2 separate regions of the Homo sapiens genome follow, and region 2 is linked to region 1. A link is an interaction called in ENCODE POLR2A ChIA-PET data of the cell type or tissue named here. Cell type or tissue: Panc1. All regions are shown on one strand.

Region 1 (2,500 bases):
ACATATTATCCATGATCAGTTCGGATATGAGGACATTTGAAATAGCAAAATGCTTTTCTTCCCACCGATGATTCTACATAGCACAACAGCAGGAGAAAAGTGAAAGTTGGTCTCTGTGATATTATGATTTTGTGTGTGTGTAGGCATTCATCCATGGTTCCTGGCTCATAACTTCCAATAGCCCTTGGTGCAGTCATTTGTTATAGCCTTGGGGCACTTCAGGCATCAGGAGCAGACCCTAGAAAACAGAATCTCTCTCTCTGAACTTCTCCTGTTTTTCTTCTACTTGCCCAGGCAGGACTCTAACCTGATTGTGGGTCAAAAAACTCTCATTCCTGAGAGGGTCTTGCCCCGTACCTTCAAGGAAAGAATGCTGTACAGAGAGGCCAAGAAGAATTTAAACAGACAAGCCTTGCTGGATTCCTCCACTCAGTCTGTTAGTCTGAGATCATACCCTTTTTGTTCAATCACATTTCTACATGGTTGTCAATCATGCCTATGTAATGAAGCCTCCACAGAAACCCAAGAGAGTGTGGGGAGCTTCTGGACAGCTGAACATGTAGAGGTTCCTGGAGCGTGGTGCCCAGGGAAGGCATGGAAGCTCTGCGTGCCTTACTCCATACCTCGCCCTTGGCATCTCTTCATCTGTATCCTTTGTAATATCCTTTATAATAAACCAGTAAGCGTGTTTCCCTAAGTTCTGTGAGCCACTCCAGCAAATTAATTGAACCAAAAAAGGAAAGTCATAAGAACCCCAAGTTGAATCTGGTTGGTCAGAGGTTCTGGAGGCCTGGACTTCCTGGTGTCTGCTGCTTGTTGGTGGGGAAAAACTCTCACACATTTGGTCACGGAAGTCTTCTGTGTTGATTGTTGTAGTGTGAGAGTAGAGGAAAAACAGTTTGAGAGTTTTTCCTAAACAGCCTCCATAAACTTTAGTGGATTTTTAAAATCTACTCAAATAAGAATGGTGGGTGCGGTGGCTCACGCCTGTAATCCCAGCACTTTGGGAGGCCGAGGCGGGCGGATCACGAGGTCAGGAGATCGAGGCCATCCTGGCTAATGCGGTGAAACCCCGTCTCTACTAAAAATACAGAAAAATTAGCTGGGTGTGGTGGCGGGCGCCTGTAGTCCCAGCTACTCCGGAGGCTGAGGCAGGAGAATGGCCTTGAACCTGGGTGGAGCTTGCAGTGAGCCGAGATCGCGCCACTTCACTCCAGCCTGGGCGACAGAGCAAGACTCCATCTCAAAAAAAAAAAAAAAAAAAAGAATGGTGGTGACCAGAGACTGGGAAGCGGGAAGAGGGGAGAGGTTGGTCAATGGGTACAAAGTTACAATTAGGTACGGGGAATAAATTCTGGTGTTCTACTGCACAGCAGGGTGATTACAGTTAACAGTAAAATACTGCATGCATACTACCAAATAGCTAGAAGAGAGGCTTTTGAATGTTCTCACCACAAAGAAACAATAAATACATAAGGTGCTGGGCGCACTAACTACCCTGGCTAGATCATTATACAACACAGGTATGTACTGAAACATCAAATTGTACCCAATAAATATGTATAACTACAATGCATCAATTTAAAAATATACAAAATTTAAAAAATCTACTCAAACAATGTAGGAATCCAAAAGGATTTATATTCCACTATGACATGTAGACGTCTCAGTGACTAATGCTCTCCATACTTCCTTTTTTTGAGTCGGAGTCTTACTCCATCACCCAGGCTAGAGTGTGAAGTGGCATGATCTCGGCTCACTACAACCTCTGCCTCCTGGGATCAAGCGATTCTCCTGCCTCAGCCTCCCGAGTAGCTGGGATTACAGGCATGCGCCACCACACCCAGCTAATTTTTGTATTTTTAGTAGAGACGGGGTTTCACCATGTTGGCCCGGCTGGTCTCAAACTCCTGACCTCAAGTGATCCGCCCGCCTAGCCTCCCGAAGTGCTGGGATTACAGGCGTGAGCTACCGCGCCTGGCCTGCTCTCCTACACCTTATTGCATGCATTGAAAAGCATTTCCCTTGGCCGGGCACGGTGGCTCACGCCTGTAATCCCAGCACTTTGTGAGGCCGAGACGGGCGGATCACGACGTCAGGAGATGCAGACCATCCTGGCTAACATGGTGAAACCCCGTCTCTACTAAAAATACAAAAAATTAGCCGGGTGTGGCGGCAGGCGCCTGTAGTCCCAGCTACTCGGGAGGCTGAGGCAGGAGAATGGCGTGAACCCGGGAGGTGGAGCTTGCAGTGAGCCGAGATTGCATCACTGCACTCCAGCCTGGGCGACAGAGCGAGAATCCGCCTCAAAAAAAAAAAAAGAAAAAAGAAAAAAGGATTTCCCTTTAAAGGAAATGTCAAAATAGAGGTATACCTCCTGGATTGATGAACAAGTCTTGGGTAGGGCTGTCAGTGTGAAGACATATTCCGGTACCAGAGGCATTTTTACATGTTCAACAATTTTGTATATGCAAAATGTCAATATTTAATTTTCTTTTTT
Region 2 (2,500 bases), 98 kb before region 1:
AGGTGGCAAAGGCAGTATGGATATCACCCTTGGAAAGGTGAATTAGATTCAAATCTCTTACTTGTATTGTTGATGATCCTTAGTGCTTCTTGTTTTTGCCATGAACCTTTCTGCTAACTTCTCTAGATTCCGGGAATATTCCGTCTCAATTTCAGCTTTTTTTCGGAAGAAATCTTGCAGATCCTGGAGAAGCTGAACTCGCATCTCCGTTTGCTGCTCCAGGCATTTTTGTTGTTCTACCAGTTGAGCTCGAATTTCTAAGGAGAGAAGAGAAGCCAATGGATGGTTACATTAAAATTAATGAGGTATGCTGGTATGTGCAAGATATAAGTCACGAAATATATATAAATATATATATATATATATATATATATATATATATATATATATATATATATATATATATTTTAAATGTATTTATTTATTTATTTTTGAGATAGAGGTCTCGCTCTGTTGCCCAGGCTGGAGTGCAGTGGCGCAATCTCGGTTCACTGTAACCTCTGCGTCCCGGGTTCAAGTGATTCTCCTGCCTCAGCCTCCTGAGTAGCTGAGACTACAGGCATGCACCACCAGGTAATCCACCCGCCTTGGCCTCCCAAAATGTTGGGATTACAGGCGTGAGTCACTGTGTCTGGCTATGACTCCTATTATTTATTTAGCTCTGTATTGGACCTTTGTTAGAATACTGTGTCCAGGTTGATTCTTAAAATAAGTTATCTGCTGACCCTTTAAAAGAACAAGAGGAGCCTCAGGAAAGAATGTAATAAATTAGAATAAATATGTGGGTTACATTTGTAATGCCACAAACACACAACGAGCCATGAGGGGAAAGAATGAAAGCCTTTCAGATAACAATTCGTAACATCTTTGGGTAGCTGGAAACACTGCAATTTTTTCAACAGCACTCTACCTCAGCTATCCCTTTTGAGTTTGAATGGCAAAGAAATAAGCATCATTTCTTCCAGGCTCTGAACCATTACACATTTGCCATTTGGCACATACAGAGACTGACATCTGGTAATTTTTATTTAGTGCATAATTTCTAGTTTGTAAAACACATAGCTTCAGGGCTTATAGGGATGCTGTGCCTAAAAATAACTTCTTTCCATAGCCAAATAATCCATTCATAACAGTGCAGTCCTCAGATTCCAGTATATTATTCTGTTCACAACAAAAAGGCCTCTTCAGCTGGCCTTCACCTTTTACGCATTGTTCAAAATAATACCCTTACTGACACATTTAATCCTCAAAGAATCCTCTGATAATTTTAATACATTAGGAACATGAAAGGTGGTCATTTAGTGATTCAGCAAAAGCTCAAAAGCAAAAATGTGGCATGCAAAAATATGTGTAAATGACTGTAACAAAGAAACGTGTGTTTTGGAAAATGAGATACAGTAACTAATAACTACCGACTTGTTTTTGTTCTAAGACCTAAGTAAGGCTAAGCTCCAAAGACAAGAACATCATGCTGGAAAACTTCTTCATTTCATCTTTCCCAGTGTCCGTGCATTTCCCAAAAAGTGAAGGCTGAATCTAATTCAGTGGAGTTAGTAGAAATCAATGTCCAAATAATGTCTCTAAATTTCTTGCTATTCCTCTTAGATAGAGAAGGCCAGTACTGATAATATATACATACATACACTTGACCATGTTTAACCAAGTTCATTAACAGCAAGTTCACAGCAAGTCCATGAATAAGGTGGTCAGGTTCTGAATGGGGAGTCAGGAAATGTGCTTAATTTAAAAATAACTAATAATAACTCAGTGTTTACTATTCTGTGCCCTAATGAAGTAGGTTTTAGTATTATCTTCCATTTTACAAAGAATAATTGAAGTTTAAGGAGTATAAATACTTTATCTAAGGATTTTAGCCAGTAACTGGTACCCCTGGAGACTTTTGACCCTGATCTGTCAGTCTGACTAATCAAACACTTCCCATCCTTGTTTTTTTTTTCTTTCTTTTTTTTGTTTTTGTTTTTGTTTTTGTTTTGAGACGGAGTCTTGCTCTGTCTCCCAGGCTGGAGTGCAGTGGCGCGATCTCGGCTCACTGCAAGCTCCGCCTCCCGGGTCCACGCCATTCTCCTGTCTCAGCCTCGAGTAGCTGGGAATACAGGCGCCTGCCACCATGCCTGGCTAATTTTTTATATTTTTAGTAGAGACGGGGTTTCACTGTGTTAGCCAGGACTGTCTCGATCTCCTGACCTCGTGATCCGCCCACCTCGGCCTCCCAAAGTGCTGGGATTACAGGCGTGAGCCACCGCGCCCGGCCAAACACTTCCCATCCTTCTATCCATCAAACCTTTTTTCAGGCACCTATACTGTGCCAGGCTTGCATACCGGCAAAGAAGAAACAATAACTAATGAAACAAGATCTCTGCCCTCAATAAGGTCAGGCTTCAGATACTGCTGTTTCTGGGGAGTCCTGGGGGAAAACAGGGAAGAATTTCTCAAGTGTCCTTGCTTGGTCTCTCCACCTCTAGATTGCAGGATTTTATTA

The links. ChIA-PET counts read pairs that join two places held together with the same protein. Peaks named below come from ENCODE experiments on the same cell type or tissue, not always from the same donor. Only the 100,000 strongest peaks of a DNase experiment are listed, where the experiment ranks them.
Region 2: POLR2A ChIA-PET joins it to region 1 with 7 read pairs; 4 of 35 experiments call an interaction of 5 or more read pairs at or near these places.

The regions. Positions count from the first base shown.
Region 1 is chr12:63,883,485-63,885,984 of GRCh38, reverse strand. The region is part of intron 1 of SRGAP1 (SLIT-ROBO Rho GTPase activating protein 1); the gene reads right to left. Among named protein-coding and RNA genes, the nearest start is that of SRGAP1, 40 kb to the right of the region's middle. In Panc1, no CTCF peak of the experiment used is centred here; no DNase peak of the experiment used is centred here; H3K27ac peaks cover 367 bases.
Region 2 is chr12:63,981,704-63,984,203 of GRCh38, reverse strand. It overlaps SRGAP1 (SLIT-ROBO Rho GTPase activating protein 1), which reads right to left. Exons shown (of 22, transcript NM_020762.4): 2 at 62-257. Among named protein-coding and RNA genes, the nearest start is that of SRGAP1, 140 kb to the right of the region's middle. In Panc1, no CTCF peak of the experiment used is centred here; no DNase peak of the experiment used is centred here; H3K27ac peaks cover 1,486 bases.